2 separate regions of the Homo sapiens genome follow, and region 1 is linked to region 2. Evidence: chromatin loops called from intact Hi-C (ENCODE). Cell type or tissue: heart right ventricle. All regions are shown on one strand. Each heading gives the region's core, and the rest is flanking DNA. Links, peaks and the distances in the headings are about the cores only.

Region 1 (8,587 bases), core at 468-8,467, 50 kb before region 2:
CTGCCAGCCCCATCTACCACCACAAGGACTCCGCCTATCCCTATATCTCGCAGCTCCTCCTCCCTCCTCCCAGCCTGCATGATTACTGAACCAAAGCCTTGGAAGGGTCCCCAAGCAGAGGAGGCCTCTGCTATTTGGGCGATTTTTCCAGAGGCCCCCCTCCAGGGGACCACACAGCATCTCATTTCTCCCTCTCTGTGTTCTCTACCCTGAATACTGCCAGAACAGAAAACAGCTGAGCTGATCAGAAGACAAAAGATGTGTGAACTGCAGGGTGAAGCACACATATTGCTTACTTTCATTGCTTCTGTGACATGACAGCACAGAGCAATGTCAGCAGACAAAACTATACGCACATATGACATACACACATACACAGAGCATACATACAACATACTATAAGTCATCACTTAATGTTGCCCCTAGGTTCTCGGAAAGTGTGACTTTAAGCAAAAAAATTACAGGGGGTCTGTATTAGTCCATCCTCAAGCTGCTATGAAGAAATACCCGAGACTGGGTAATTTATAAAGAAAAGAGGTTTAATTGACTCACAGTTTTGCATGACTGAGGAGGCCTCAGGAAACTTACAATCATGGTAGAAGGAGAAGCAACACATCCTTCTCCAAATGGCAGCAGGAGAGAGAACTGCCAAGCACAGGGGGAAAAGCCCCTTATAAAACCATTAGATCAATCGATTCGTTCCAAGATGGCCAAATAGGAACAGCTCTGGTCTGCTGCTCCCAGTGTGATTTATGCAGAAGACAGGTGATTTCTGCATTTCCAACTGAGGTACCTGGTTCATCTCTTTGGGACTGGTTGGGCAGTGGGTGCAGCCCATGGAGGGTGAGCTGAAACAGGGCAGGGCATCACCTTACCCAGGAAGTGCAAGGGGTCAAGGGATTTCCCTTTCCTAGCCAAGAGAAGCCATGACAGACTGTATCTAGAAAATTGAGACACTCCCACCCAAACACTGCACTTTTCTAAAGGTCTTAGCAAAAGGCACACCAGGAGATTATGTCCCATGCCTGGCTCGGCAGGTCCCACGCCTATGGAGCCTTGCTCACTGCTAGCACAGCAGTCTGAGATCAAATTGCAAGGCGGCAACCTGGCTGGGGGAGGGGTGTCCACCATGCTGAGGCATGAGTAGGTAAACAAAGCGGCCAGGGAAGCTCGAACTGGATGGAGGCCACGGGAGCTCAGCAAGGCCTATTGCTCCTGTAGATTCCACCTCTGGGGGCAGGGCATAGCTGAACAAAAGGCAGCAGAAACTTCTGCAGACTTAAACATCCCTGTCTGACAGCTCTGAAGAGAGCAGTGGTTCTCCCAGCATGGTGTTTGAGCTCTGAGAACAGACAGTCTGCCTCCTCAAGTGGGTCCCTGACCCCCATGTAGCCTAACAGGGAGGCATCTCCCAGTAGGGGCCGACTGACACCTCATACAGGGAGGTGCTCCTGTGGGATGAAGCTTCCAGAGGAAGGATCAGGCAGCAATATTTGCTGTTCTGCAGCCTCTGCTGGTGATACCCAGGCAAACAGGGTCTGGAGTGGACCTCCAGCAAACTCCAACAGACCTGCAGCTGAGGGACCTGACTGTTAGAAGGAAAACTAACAAACAGAAAGGAATAGCACCAATATCAACAAAAAGGACATCCACACCAAAACCCAATCTGTAGTTCACCAACATCAAAGACCAAAGGTAGATAAAACCACAAAGATGGGGAGAAACCAGAGCAGAAAAGCTGAAAATTTTAAAACCCAGAGTGCCTCTTCTCCTCCAAAGAATCTCAGCTCCTGGCCAGCAATGGAGCAAAGCTGGACGGAGAATGACTTTGACAAGCTGACAGAAGTAGGCTTCACAAGGTCGGTAATAACAAACTTCTCCAAGCTGAAGGAGGATGTTCAAACCCATCGCAAGGAAATTGAAAACCTTGAAAAAAGATTAGATAAATGGCTAACTAGAACAAACAGTGTAGAGAAGACCTTAAATGACCTGATGGAGCTGAAAATCATGGCACAAGAACTACATGAGGCACGCACAAGCTTCAATAGCCAATTCGATCAAGTGGGAGAAAGGGTATCAGTGATGGAAGATGAAATTAATGAAATAAAGCAGGAAGAGAAGTTTAGAGAAAAAAGAATAAAAAGAAATGAACAAAGCCTCCAAGAAATATGGGACTATGTGAAAAGACAAATCTGTGTTTGATTGGTGTACCTAAAAGTGACGGGGAGAATGGAACCAAATTGGAAAACACTCTGCAGGAAATTATCCAGGAGATAATACCCAACCTAGCAAAGTAGGCCAACATTCAAATTCAGGAAATACAGAGAACACCACAAAGATACTCCTCGAGAAGAGCAACCACAAGACACATAATTGTCAGATTCAGCGAGGTTGAAATCAAGGAAAAAATGTTAAGGGCAGCCAGAGAGAAAGGTCGGGTTACCCACAAAGGGAAGCCCATCAGACTAACAGCAGATCTCTCAGCAGAAACTCTACAAGCCAGAAAAGAGTGGGGGCCAATATTCAACATTCTTAAAGAAAAGAATTTTCAATCCAGAATTTCATATCCAGCCAAACTAAGCTTCATAAGTGAAGGAGAAATAAAATGCTTTACAAACAAACGCTGAGAGATTTTGTCACCACCGGGCCTGCCTTACAAGAGCTCCTGAAGGAAGCACTAAACATGGAAAGGAACAACTGGTACCAGCCACTGCAAAAACATGCCAAAGTGTAAAGACCATCGATGCTATGAAGAAACTACATCAACTAACAGGCAAAATAACCAGCTAACATCATAATGACAGGATCAAACTCACACATAACAATATTAACCTTAAATGTAAATGGGCTAAATGCCTCAATTAAAAGACACAGACTGGCAAGTTGGATAAAGAGTCAAGACCCAACAGTGTGCTATATTCGGGAGACCCATCTTATGTGCAGAGACATAGGCTCAAAATAAAGGGATAGAAGAAGATCTGCCAAGCAAATGGAAAGTAAAAAAAAAAAGGCAGAGTTACAATCCTAGTCTCTGATAAAACAGACATTAAACCAACAAAGATCAAAAGAGACAAAGAAGGCCATTACATAAAGGTAAAGGGATCCATTCAACAAGAAGACCTAACTATCCTAAATATATATGCACCCAATACAGGAGCACCCAGATTCATAAAGCAAGTCCTTAGAGACCTACAAAGAGACTTAGACTCCCACACAATAATAATGAGAGATTTTAACACCCCATTGTCAATATTAGACAGATCAATGCAACAGAAGGTTAACAAGGATATCCAGGACTTGAACCCAGCTCTGCACCAAGCAGACCCAATAGACATCTACAGAACTCTCCACCCCAATCAACAGAATGTACATTCTTCTCAGCATCACATCACACTTATTCCAAAATTGACCACATAGTTGGAAGTAAAGCACTCCTCAGCAAATGTAAAAGAACAGAAATCACAACAAAATGTCTCACAGACCACAGTGCAATCAAATTAGAACTCAGGATTAAGAAGCTCACTGAAAACCACACATGTACATGGAAACTGAACAACCTGCTCCTGAATGACTACTGGGTACATAACGAAATTAAGGCAGAAATAAAGACGTTCTTTGGAACCAATGAGAACAAAGACACAACACACCAGAATCTCTGGGACACATTTAAAGCAGTGTGTAGAGGGAAATTTATAGCACTAAATGCCCACAAGAGAAAGCAGGAAAGATCTAAAATGCACACCCTAACATCACAATTAAAAGAACTAGAGAAGCAAGAGCAAACACATTCAAAAGCTAGCAGATGGCAAGAAATAACGAAGATCAGAGCAGAACTGAAGGAGATAGAGAGACACAAAAAAACCCTTCAAATAATCAATGTATCCAGGAGCTGGTTTTTTGAAAAGATGAACAAAATTGATAGACCACTAGCAAGACTAATAAAGAAGAAAAGAGAGAAGAATCAAATAGACGCAACAAAAAATGACAAAGGGGATATCACCACTGATCCCACAGAAATACAAACTACCATCAGAGAATACTATAAACACCTCTAGGCAAATAAACTAGAATGTCTAGAAGAAATGGATAAATTCGTGGACACATACACCCTCCCAAGACTAAACTAGGAGAAATTTAATCTCTGAATAGACCAATAACAGGCTCTGAAATTGAGGCAATAATTAATAGCCTACCAACCAAAAAAAGTCCAGGACCAGATGGATACACAGCCAAATTCTACCAGAGATACAAAGAGGAGCTGGTACCGTTCCTTCTGAAACTATTCCAATCAATAGAAAAAGAGGGAATCCTCCCTAACTCATTTTATGAGGCCAGCATCATCCTGATATCAAAGCCTGGCAGAGACACAACAAAAAAAGAGAATTTTACACCAATATCCCTGATGAACATCGATGTGAAAATCCTCAATAAAACACTGGCAAACTGAATCCAGCAGCACATCAAAAAGCTTATCCACCATGATCAAGTTGGCTTCATCCCTGGGATGCAAGGCTGGTTCGACATATGCAAATCAATAAATGTAATCCATCACATAAACACAACCATCAACAAAAACCACATGATTATCTCAACAGATGCACAAAAGGCCTTCAACAAAATTCAACAGCCCTTCATGCTGAAAACTCTCAATAAACTAAGTTTTGTGGAACATATCTCAAAATAAGAAGAACTATTTATGACAAACCCACAGCCAATATCATACTGAATGGGCAAAAGCTAGAAGCATTCCCTTTGAAAACTGGCACAAGTCAGAGATGCCCTCTCTCACCACTCATATTCAACATAGTGTTGGAAGTTCTGGCCAGGGCAATCAGCAAGAGAAAGAAATAAAGGGTATTCAATTAGGAGAGGAGGAAGTCAAATTGTCCCTGTTTGCAAATGACATGATTGTATATTTAGAAAATCCCATTGTCTCAGCCCAAAATCTCCTTAAGCTGATAAGCAACTTCAGCAAAATCTCAGGATACAAAATCAATGTGCAAAAATCACAAGCATTCCTATACACCAATAACAGACAAACAGAGAGCCAAATCATGAGTGAACTCCCATTCACAATTGCTACAAAGAGAATAAAATACCTAGGAATCCAACTTACAAGGGATGTGAAGGACCCATTCCTAGGTGCATTATGCCCAGGTTTCTGCTGTGGCCTCACTGGTCAGAATAGTGTCACATGATTACCTCTAGGTGCAAGGGAGAATGAGAAAATAGATGAGTGCAGAGAAAGACAAGTGGGAAGGGAATCAGAAAAGGCAATGGATGTTGGGTGAACCAGCCTACAGTATCTGTCATAAAATGTAAAACGGTGTCAAGGTAATGGAACTAAATGTCTCTAAAAGTTCTGGAGGTCAGTGGATTTCCCTAACCCGTGGCTCCTATTATCATAGGCTCACCTGGAGAGCATGAAATCTCACTCACTTTCCAAGTCATTAGCTGGTTTTACAAGCACTAATAAAAATATTAGCATATACAAAACTCAATTGTAGTTCCAACTGCTCTCATCAAATTAAATTTTCCCTCAATTCATATATGGCTTCTTAGGAGAAATAGGCTCCTCTCCCCACACACACTATAAAGTAGTTGAATTTCATTAGCACAGTTTACATAAATGTGTGCAGCCAAGATTATGAAAATAGCCACAGGCCTACAAATTTAAAGACTAAAAATTAAGACTAGCATACAGAAAATTCAAGTTATGAGTGTTATAGTTCTAAGCACCCCACCAAGAAAGTCAGGTGAATTTTGTGTTACATCAAGAATTTGGGCTACCTGGGGATGTTAATCTAGGGGACCTGGGTATGTCTACAAAGTGGGCTTAGAGCTTTCTTCTGGAAGCTGCATAGCTGCAGAGGAATTATTTATACATAATTCTAAGACTGAATTAATGGTATTAACAGTATGAGGTGAGAGTTGTAGATAGTGTGTAATAATGGCTAATATTTATTAAGTGTGACTGTACTAAATGCTGTACATGGATGGTCTAATCCTTACAGTAGTCCTAGAAAGTACCTCCAGTTTACAGATGTGAAAATTCAGAACTGGGATTGCAGAGCCTGACCTCTTGCCTGGCTTGTCCTTAGTGCCACTTGAAGTCCTGACCCTGGGGAACTCAGAATGTAACTGTATTTGGAGATAAGGTCTTTAAAGAGCTAATTAATTTAACATGAGGTCACTAGGGTGGGTCCTGATCTGATAGGATTGGTGTCCTTGGAAGACAAGGAGATAAGAATGCAGAAACACACAGAAGAAGTGTGTAGACACGGGGAGAATGTAGCCATCTACAAGCTAAAAAGAGTGTCTTCAGAAAAAACCAACCCTACCAATGCCTTGATCTTGGACTTCCAGCCTCCAGAACTGTGAGATGACATACTTCTGTTGTTCAAGCCACGCAGTGTGTGGTACTTTTAATGGCAATTCCAGCAAACTAATACAGACATGGTCCTTGTACTTAGCCTGAAGAGAAACTAGAGCATTGAGCAGCGTAAGAGAGGGAACAAGGGTGTAGTTCTTGAGCCCCTGTGCATTCTTGATATGGCGTCTTTAGTCTTAACCATCTATCTCCTGTGATTGCTTAGAAGCCCACAGACAGGCCCACGGCCACAGCCAGTACCAGGCTCTCGTTGCTGACTCCAAGTCAGCTCTTGGATGATCTCCCACACCACCATGCCGTTTACTTGCTGTAGTAGAAGGGGCTACATTGCAGGATTTGCTATATAATCTGCAGGGCCCAGTGCAAAAGGAATATGAAGGCACCTTGGCTCAAGAACTATTAAGAATTTCCAAATGGTGAGATCAGAGCAATGGACAAAGTGCAAGGGCTTTCCAAGCACAGGGCCCTGTGCAACTGAGTGGGTCACATCCAAGGAGCCAGGCTGATGCCATGTTTGGGTATGGATAAAGTGGCGAGTAGGCATTGAGAGACAGCCTTCGAATTCCACAGGAAATACACAACTGTTGCAAAGAAGACAAACACTGCATGTGCTAGGTCAGGGACATTGGATCCACATGCTATCTCACCCTAGAGCACCAGGCTCCTGAGCCTCAGTCTTGGCCAGTTCTCAGGGCCAGATGTTGGGCCATTGTGCACAGATGTTAGGAAGACAGTTTTGCTCAGAGAGGAACCAATAGACTGCCAAAGCCTCCAGAGACTGGGATGTGAGGAGAATGTCTAGTGTTCTCTGTTTACTCTTTGTTCAAAGTAATAATAATTCTGAAAAGGATAATAATGGCCAATACTTATTGAGTAGTTTATATACACTAGGCTTTGTTCTAAGCTGTTAGTGAGATGGTTTTACTAAATTCTCCCAACAATCCTCTAAACTTGGGACTACTCTATGCAACACTTTACCGACTGGGCACTTGAGACAGAGAGAGATTAGGCCTCAGGTCACAGGTAATCAGTGGTGGATTTAGATGGAGACCTGTGTCTCCAGACCACATGCTTGAGTATTTAGTGTTGTTGCATTTTTTACTTTCAGCAACCCAGGGGGAGGAAAAGTACGTCCATGTTCTCTGGAGAGTAGGGGGCAAAACAAATGCTAACTTGGCACTTGCCAAGAGCCCAGAGAAAAGACCCAGTGTTTTGGGCTGTAGGGAAGATTTGTAAGAGTAAAACAGAGAGACCCATCTCTGGTACTAACTTGCCCAATAGCCTCACATGAAGCCACTTCGTTTCTCAATGCAGCAAATGAAGATGACAATTGCTGACGTACTTACTTCTCAAGGTATGTGTGATGATCCTAAACTCCTGATGACATTTGTCACTGTCACCTGGGCTGCTCTATGGTCTCCCAGTGGTCCTTTCCTTTCCACTCTACCTTCTGTCTGATCCATTCTCCATGCTGCAGTGAAGCCCAATTTTTCATAAAGTAAATCTGACAGTCATTTCCTGCAAACAGTTTCCCTTACTCTGAGAATAAAGACAACACTCATTTTCTGGCCTGCAAAGTCCAACAGAATCTTTCCCCTATTTGCTGTCCATCATCCTCTCACTCCTTGCTCTCCATCCCTTTCTAGGTTTCAGCCCCACGAGTTGCCTTTTGGAACCCGGGGCTCACCACATTCTCTCCTGCCACAGGGACTTTGCACAGGCTGTTACGGCTGCCTGGGAAGCTCCTTTCCTCTCCCTTGCTGACTGCCACTTAGTCCTCAGCAACCAGCTCATGCATCACTTCCATTTCGTTTTCCTCTGTAATAACAACTTTATTGAGATATAATTCAAATCTCATACAATTCACCTGCTTAAAATATACAATATTTTTAGTATATTTACAGATTGCGCAGCCACAATCAATTATGCTAGAACATTCTTATCACTCCAAAAGAAACCCCTTATGCATTAAAAATCACTCCCCATTCCCCCCTCATTTTCTTTGCTCCCCCCAGCCCCGATCTCCCATCCCCACCCTAGGCAGTTACTGATCTATTTTCTCTATCTATGGGTTTCTGGTTCTGGACATTTTGTATAAGTGGAATCATATAATGTATGGTCTTTTGTGTCTGGGTTATTTCACTTAGCATAATGTTTCCGAGGCTCATCCACATTGTAGGGTGTATCAGTACTCAT
Region 2 (8,587 bases), core at 426-8,425:
GCCAAGGGAAAATGTAGGCTCAGGACACTTTCTGGAGAGCATCTTTAAGATGATACTTCAAGGAGCAACAGGTCAGAAAATAGAACAGGGTCCAATTAGGCAAATGCTTTGTGCAAAAATCTCCCATGGCTTCTGTGAAGCTGCTTTTTGTAAGAATCCAAAATTGTCTTCTGCAAGTAAGGAGGTTTGGCACACTTTGGGGGTGGGGTACGAGGAAAAGGATAGTAGAAAGCAAACATCATACTCTGCTCTCAGAAAGTTGGAATTTTTTTAAGAGACAGATATTATGAAAATCAACTTCTTTTATTTTCTGACACACGTCAGCAATTCAAAGTTTCTTTCAGAGGCCAGTTGAGTCCTCTTCAATACAGCATATCTCCTCCTGACTATGGTCTTGCTCAAGTACCTCTTTGAGCCTCTCTCTCCTCATCTGTGAAATGGGAAGGATGGCAATGTGCATTACCCACCAAGGACAGGAAGGAGTCAGTAAGCCAAAACATGGGTAGGGAACAGCACCGTGGCTGGCTCACAGTAGGTGTGCCAGAAATAGTGAAGAAATGAATGCTAAGTCCTTTCATTAACAACTATTGTTATTATATGTCTGTTTCTGGCTTCCAAATGAAATGTGCATTTAAGATTTGTCTCCAGTGTCTTAATCCAAAAGAGACAATATGAGCTATTCAGGGCCAGTAGGAGAGAGAGAGAGGAGACTCTTTTGTCTGGTGAAGGAAGAGGAGGAGAGTCAGACCTTCCAGTGCCCTGATGTCAATGAATGGGGCAGCCACCTAATTGCTATTGACTTTCACACCTTCAGTGGAGGCCAGAGCCTGGGAAGATCCAGAGTCCTGGGTTCTAGTTCAGGTTCTTCTACTTCCTAGATGTGTGACCTCTCAGGTGTAGCTTTCTGTAACTGCCCAATGAGGGAGACAAAAGAGGCTGCCCCACCCAAGGTTGTTGGGACCATCAACAAGATAAGAAAGGTGTGGTTTCACCCAATGTCCTCTGTAGCCTCCATTTAGCTGGGACTTGAGCTAAGCACGTGGCATTCAGGACTGCATTTAATTTTCATACCTACCTTAGAAGTGGGATCCCATTGTGATCCTCACTTTACAGATGAGACAATGAAGACTTGAAGAAGTTTAAAACAAACTAAAATAGAACACAATCTTGCTGAAGGTCACAACCCCAGTTCGGTGGGGTGGGTATTTAAACTCAGGAAATGGACTTGGTGGTACCTCTCTAACTCCCTCCCATGCCCCTGCAAAGCCCCTGAGCCAACAGAAGTGGAACATTCTGAAATCCTACAAAGCTGGCTCCAATATAGAAGATTTCACAGCCTGTGACATAGGTGTAGAATAGTGACCCGGTGCAGCTATGGCCCAGAAAGAATTTTGAGATCCCAGATTTGGACAAAAGGCCCAAGAGATGTGGTTTTCCAAGTAGCAGAGTGACAGCCTTACTTAGTGACTGAGCTTGTGGATGCTGATAAGCAGGTCCCAGAAGCAGCAGTGGGGATCTTGGGGGATGGAGTAGATGCTGCTGAAGCCCAGTTACCCCTTAATTTGGGGATATTTGGGCCTGGCTGTTGTCATCATCCCCCTTCCTGGGCACAACCCACGAGGAGCAGAAAGAGGAACTGAGCAAGGCCCCCTGGTGTGACCTCCTGGTGGAAGCAGAAAGTGGCACCAAAATCCAGGTGCTGTCCTACTGCAATGGTGTCTTCCCCATGGGGGCTGCACATGCCTGGAGCCTATGGACAGTGTGGGCTCCCCTGTCTAGGCACACAGAGGTGTCGCGTGGGCACAGGAGGTCCCAAGTACCAGGGAGCTGACCTCACCACATGTTCCCTCTGTCTTCCCAGGCCTTGTTTCCTTTTATCTGCTGATATAGTTTGTGTATAAGAAAATGGCTGAGATCTGTGAGTTTTGTCACTGGTATCTTTCAGCCTAGGTCCAGGCCTCTTGGATTCAAAGTCTATGCTCTGAACATTGGACCATACAGCCTGTCTACAAGACTAAATTTCATCAAGCTAAGGCTCTGAGACAAAGGATAGCAAATAGACAGTCAAGGCCTTTGCCCCAAATCTCCGTAGACATCCTCTAGTCTGATACACAACTCAATCTAAAGCTCAGCACTACAAATATTTGGGGCTGGGTACATCTTTGTTGAGGCAAGGGAGAGCTGCTGTCCTGGGCATTGTATCACACTTAGCAATGTCACTGGCCTCTACCCATTAAATGCCAGCAGCACCATCTCTTCCCACCCATTGTTGGTTGTGGCAACCAAAAATGTCTCCAAGCAGGCAAAATCACACTCAGTTGGTCTAAAAATGAATGATCTATAGAACCCCAACTTGCTGGGTGTGGTGGTTCATGCCTGTAATCCCAGCACTTTGGGAGGCTGAGACACATGGATCACCTGAGGTCGGGAGTTCGAGACCAGCCTGACCAACATGGAGAAACCCTGTCTCTACTAAAAATACAAAATTAGCCAGGCATGGTGGCACATGCCTGTAATCCCAGCTACTCGGGAGGCTGAGGCAGGAGAATCGCCTGAACCCGGGAGGCAGAAGTTGCAGTGAGCCGAGATTGCGCCATTGCACTCCAGCCTGGGCAACAAGAGTGAAACTCCACCTCAAAAAAAAAAAAAAAAAAAAAAGAAACCCAACTTATGTGTATAATTTACTGCCAAGTAAAACAAAAGTCAGCTCAAACTCTTTAGTTTCCTCTTTAGATTTCAGGTCCCCAGACTCAGAGAGCTTGGTAAGTTGACAGCAATAATGCAGAGAAAATGATGCCACGTAAACCAGCCTCTTAAAAAACTTTTGGGGTGATAACAGAAAAACAAGAATGATTTAAAATTGCAATTTTGCAGAAGACTAGAGGCAAAGCATCACCTCTGTGTGCCCTTGTCCACTAAAGCATATGATCAATGCTATATTAAAACAAAAGCATGACTTACGGAAAATGAGGGGAGGTTTTTGGCTTACGTAATCTTTCTTTTTGACTGGAGAACATGCAGTTCAGCCATTTTGTGCCAGAAAGAAAGAGAGAGGAAACTATTAATTTGAAATTCCAAGAGAATCTGTGATATTATAGCCAAAGTTTTCATGCAACATGAAAGTCATCACAATCCCAGTACAAATGAAACCACAGTCCTCAGCTATCTGGGTGTACATAGAAGTGACAGCTTCAAGAACGTGTTTGCCATTTAAAACAGTCAGACTTAAGAATGCATTGTTCCTCTGCCCAGGGTAACAAATGAAATAAATGAAATGGTGGTGTTTGTGCTGGTGATGCAAACACACGTCAGTGCTGTGTGTGATGCCGTGGCTCTACTGAAATTGGAAAAGTCCAGGTCCTCCATCCTTTCCCCATCAGGATTGCAACACCCCTCCGGAGCAGCTCATTGGGCTTGGCCAAGTACCCTCTGAGGGCCAGCTGTAGTGCTTTAGCAAATAAGCATCCAGAGAGATGTCTGGCCTCTCATGGGCTCCAGCCCGGATGGCCAAGAGGAGCTAAATTTAGCATAGCTATTGTTCATCGGATAAGCGTGTTGTTGCTTGTTTGTTTGTTAACATGTTGGTATGTGACCACCAGGCCTGATGATAATCAGTTCTGAATTTAACCCACCCAACCCAGTCCCAAATGACTCCTGTTAACTGAATTCACTTGGCTCGATATGAGGGCCGGAAAAGAATCCACTAGCAGCTAATAATGACAGTCTGTCACTCCCATCTGGAGAGGACACCCAGACAGTGGGTCTCACATGTTTCTTTTCCTTCTCATTTGGTCCCATCACCTACTCCTTCCAGCCTTCCATGATGCCAGCCCCAGCACCAACCACAGCAGCATGAACAAAAACCAGCAGAGAAACACCCACTAAGTGTCTGGCATTGGGTCTACTGCTTACCTAGATTATCTCATTTAATCCTCAAAAATGGCCTTACAAGGCAGGTACTACATTGACTGTGGTGATGGCTGCATAACTCTGTGAATATACTCAACACCATGAATTGTACACTTCAAATGGCTGAATTGTATGGTATGTGAATTTTATCTCAATAAAGCTGTTAAAAAATGTCATTGAAAAAAATTGGAGGCTACTAGAGAGAAATGTATAGCCTTAACTTTGCATATTAGAAAAGAAGAAAGGCCGAAAGTTAATGAGCTTAGTACCTGATTTTATAAATTGGAAGAAGAACTCTCTAGGGTAGAATGGATTCCCATAGCCAGAGACACACAGCCTGCATGTGGCACAGCTGAATTCCCATGTGGGCTTCTTGGACCTTGTCGTTTCTGTTCTTACTGTCATGATACAGTCCGTGACCTGCCAGGGCTCTGGTTCAACCCACTATGAGCTACTGGGAATCCCAGGATGTAACATTCATCTTTATATCCCTATGGCCTTGCACTCAGTAGGTCCTTAATAAATGTTTGCTGCGTCAATAATCTGCTTGAATTATTTCATTATATTGATTACACCAACCTATTCTGTAATGATTTTCTCTAGCACGTTCACAGGTGATTTATGCTGCATTATAACAGAGTATTCTCTCTCATTGCCAGGGAGAGGGTGTGCCTAAGTGAAAGATACTCAGAGAAGAGTATCTGCACACTAAAACTCTCCAAATGAGTTTGGAAATGAAACAGTCCAGAGACCAGTGAATGCATGAAATGATTTCATGTGACGAGGCAATGATTGAAAGCCAAGGTCTGATCTCTTTGCAATTTGTTTCCTAAGCAATTGGTACTCAGGGGCCAGCTGGGCCTTGCTCACTCCTCAGCTATTAACAATCATGTTAATGGGGAAATACGCTGGCCCTTCAGTCCAGAGCACTCCTGAGATTCGGGAATATTCTCCTTGTCTGTTTCTTATCTACTGAGTACAGTTTTCACGTTAAGAATAAGAGCAACCCCTGAAGATCAGAGAGTGAGATGCTGAAAGGTGTTCACACTCGCCACTCCTCCTCCCTTAAAGATGAACCTTAAAAGGGTCACACTTAGTACCTAACTAGTGAGGACAATGTTGCAAAACAGAAAAAGGCATTTTCTGATCATCTTTTGGTATATAGAATGCAGGCATATGCCCCTGTAGGTTAGTTTATTTTCATTGTTTATATGTGATTGTTGATTTTGTTTCTTTAATGTTATTTCAATAACACTTCTCTTTATTAATACTTTATTTTGGGGGACAGGGTCTTGCTCCGTCACCCAGGCTGGAGTGCAGTGGTGTGATCATGGCTCATGGAAGCCTTGACTTTCTGGGCTCAATCAATCTGGCCACCTCAGCCACCTATGTAGCTGGGACTACAGGTGCATACCACCACACCCGGCTCTTTTGTTGTTGTTGTTTTTTAATAGAGACCAGGTTTTTCCATGTTGCCCAGGCTGGTCTCAAACTCCTGGGCTCAAGCAATCTACCCACCCTTGCCTCCCAGAGTGCTGGGATTACAGGCATGCGCCACTGTGCCTGGCCGATACGTTTTATGCAATATGATCATGGATGAAATTAGCTTCAAGTCATCCTTGAGGGAAAGTACCTGAAAGGGGCTGGATGAAGCAGAACAGAGCTTTGCTCTGGTCTGTTCCTGGTCAGTGCATGAAGTAGCCTGCATTTGAGGAGCAGCCTGAGGGAAGCCCCGGCCAGGCCTCTGTGGTCCCATGAAAGGAAGAGAATGGATTTTCCTACCCTGAGTTATCTTCAGAAGAAGTCAATCCTACTGCACAAGAGGAAGACCTGGGCAGCAGATGTTGGACTAGGAAGAGGGGCGAAACCCTCCCTTCCATCTCAGGATCTGTGAGTCAGCTGAGCCTTTAATCCCAACCCTGAAAGAACCTTCACACCTCCCTCTGCCAGATAAAACCAGATGAAGGCAAAAGGGAAGTCAGGCAGGAGCTGGAGCCTAAAGCCACTTAGGGTGGACTGGCCCAGGGTGGGAGAGGAAAATTATCATCTGTATAGGACTTTCTTCCCATTGTCCCTACATCTGAAGAAAATATCATTAAAAGTAGGATTTTTATCTTTCTTGTATTCTGGAAATTAAGGGGAAGGAGCTGTGTTGTTTTTTAGGATGATATTAGATAAGGCGTCTTCTCTCCTAAGAATGGAGGAGTAATGATGACAGAGCTTTGCTCATTGAAAAGCAGTCAGGGCAACGTGGGGTAGGGGTGAGAAACCTGCATGAGACAAAACAAACACAACCCAAAAAGCTGCTCCTGTGCCTGTACAAGACCGTGGAGAGTTGCTCAAAAAGAGACTGGATTGCTAAGAAGGGTGCTGTTTCCAGCAATAAAGCCAGAAGGGACTCTTGTCATTCGCATCAACAATTATTTAAATGGATGCCTAAGAGTCCATCCAGTGGCCATAGTATTTTCAGACTTTACTGTGACTGACATCTAGATTGTTTCCAATTCTTCAGTCTTAGAAAGAATGTCACTATGTCATCTTTATGCATAAAACATTTTTCTATTTTTTACAACTGCTTTATTGAGATATAATTCACGTACCACAAAATTCACCCTTTTAAAGTGACAAATCAGACGTTTTTAGTGTATTCAGAGTTGTGCGGCCATCAGCACTATCCCATTTTAGAAGCTTCTTTTTTGCTATCCCCAAAAGAAACCCCTTACCTAATAGTGGTCACTCCCTACATCCCCCCTCCGCTGACAACCACTAATCTGCTTTCTGACTATGAATTTATCTATCCTAGACCATTCGCATAAATGAAATCATATAATACGTGGCTTTATATGACTTGCTTCTTTTACTTTGTGTAATGTTGTCAAGCTTCATCCATGTTATAGTAGTTCATCCTTTTTTATGGATGAATAATATTTCATTGTGTGGTTATATCACATTTTGTTTATGGATGAATAATATTTCATTGTGTGGTTATACCACATTTTGTTTATGGATGAATAATATTTCATTGTGTCGTTATACTACATTTTGTATGTCCATTCATCAGCTGATGTCATTTTTGTTTCCACTTTTTGGCTATTATGAATAATGCTGCTGTGAGCATCTGTGCATAAGTTTTCACACGGATATACACCGCAATTCTTTGGGGATATGTATGTGTGGGTGGAATTGCTGGGTCATACAGTAACTAGCTATTTAACATTTTCAGGAGCTACCAAACTATTTTCCAAAGTGGCTGCATCATTTTGTAATTCCACCAGCAGTGAAGCTTTTTCCATTTTGAAGATTCCTTCAACCAGATAGAATTGCAGCAGTGGAATTCTAGAACCTGAGTATACATATCTGAAAGGTTCTTACTACATATGCCAACCTGCTTTGCCAAAAGGTTGCATAGGCAATTTTTCAAAAAGCTCTCCTTTGCTTTAGCTAACTCAGATTCATCACCTTCCAGATTTGGCACAAATTTAGTCCAGGAAGGTTTATCCCAACTTGTCATTGACTCTGCTACCCATGCTCCACCCACTTCAACCATCACCTCCACCACCCCCACACCTTGCACAGATCTTCATGTTCAATTGGAAAATTAGTTTGGAATGTTCTCACTCTTCACCTATGTGTGCTTTTATTATTATTATTATTATACTTTAAGTTCTGGGGTACATGTGCAGAACGTGCAGGTTTGTTACATAGGTATACACATGCCATGGTGGTTTGCTGCACCCATCAACCTGTCATCTACATTAGGTATTTCTCCTAATGCTATCCCACCCCTAGCCCCCCATCCCCTAACAGGCCCCGGTGTGTGATGTTCCCCTCCCTGTGTCCATGTGTTCTCATTGTTCAACTCCCACTTATGAGTGAGAACATGCAGTGTTTGGTTTTCTGTTCTTGTGTTAGTTTGCTGAGAATGATGGTTTCCAGTTTCATCCATGTCCCTGCAAAGAACATGAACTCATCCTTTTTTATGGCTGCATAGTATAGTATTCCATGGTATATATGTTCCACATTTTCTTTATCCAGTCTATCATTGATGGGCATTTGGGTTGGTTCCAGGTCTTTGCTATTGTGAACAGTGCTGCAATAAACATACGTGTGCATGTGTCTTTATAGTAGAATGATTCATAATCCTCTCTGTATATACCCAATAATGGGATTGCTGGGTCAAATGGTATTTCTGGTTCTAGATCCTTGAGGAATCACCACACTGTCTTGCACAATGGTTGAACTAATTTACACTCCTACTAACAGTGTAAAAGCGTTCCTATTTCTCTACATCCCCTCCAGCATCTGTTGTTTCCTGACTTTTTAATAATCACCATTCTAACTGGCGTGAGATGGTATCTCATTGTGGTTTTGATTTTCAAGATCCTTAAGGTCAGGTACTATGTCTTTAATTTATGTCCTCTTTTGGCAGAGGCAGTAGGGAAGGGCTCTGCATACAAAAGACACACTGTGGAGGTTTTCTGACCAGTACTTTAAAAAGTATGTACATTGCATCAGTGTCCCTGCATTTGCATTATTAAGAAAGCTGTTTGACAGGACTGAGGTTCCTGCTTCCTGGGTGCTCTATGGAGATTGCAGAACCTTTGAAAGCAGAGAGTCAGCTGATTTTGGCTTTCATATTCCGGGGGATAATTCTTACCTGAGGGAGCTAACCTGTATT

What was found. A loop is a pair of places that touch in the nucleus more often than their neighbours do. Peaks named below come from ENCODE experiments on the same cell type or tissue, not always from the same donor. Only the 100,000 strongest peaks of a DNase experiment are listed, where the experiment ranks them.
Region 1: a loop joins it to region 2, with 9 times the contacts of the local background. A loop is called at or near these places in 3 of 110 quality-filtered maps.

Annotation. Positions count from the first base shown.
Region 1 is chr1:14,283,932-14,292,518 of GRCh38, reverse strand. LOC124903847 (a long non-coding RNA gene) reads right to left here. Exons shown (of 3, transcript XR_007065475.1): 2 at 1-8,587. It also overlaps a transcript of KAZN not described here. Among named protein-coding and RNA genes, the nearest start is that of KAZN-AS1, 130 kb to the left of the region's middle. In heart right ventricle, for the core only: no CTCF peak of the experiment used is centred there; no DNase peak of the experiment used is centred there; H3K27me3 peaks cover 676 bases.
Region 2 is chr1:14,233,527-14,242,113 of GRCh38, reverse strand. LOC107985467 (a long non-coding RNA gene) reads right to left here. Exons shown (of 3, transcript XR_001737611.2): 3 at 1-8,587. It also overlaps a transcript of KAZN not described here. Among named protein-coding and RNA genes, the nearest start is that of KAZN-AS1, 180 kb to the left of the region's middle. In heart right ventricle, for the core only: no CTCF peak of the experiment used is centred there; a DNase peak (open chromatin) is centred at 3,443; H3K27me3 peaks cover 395 bases.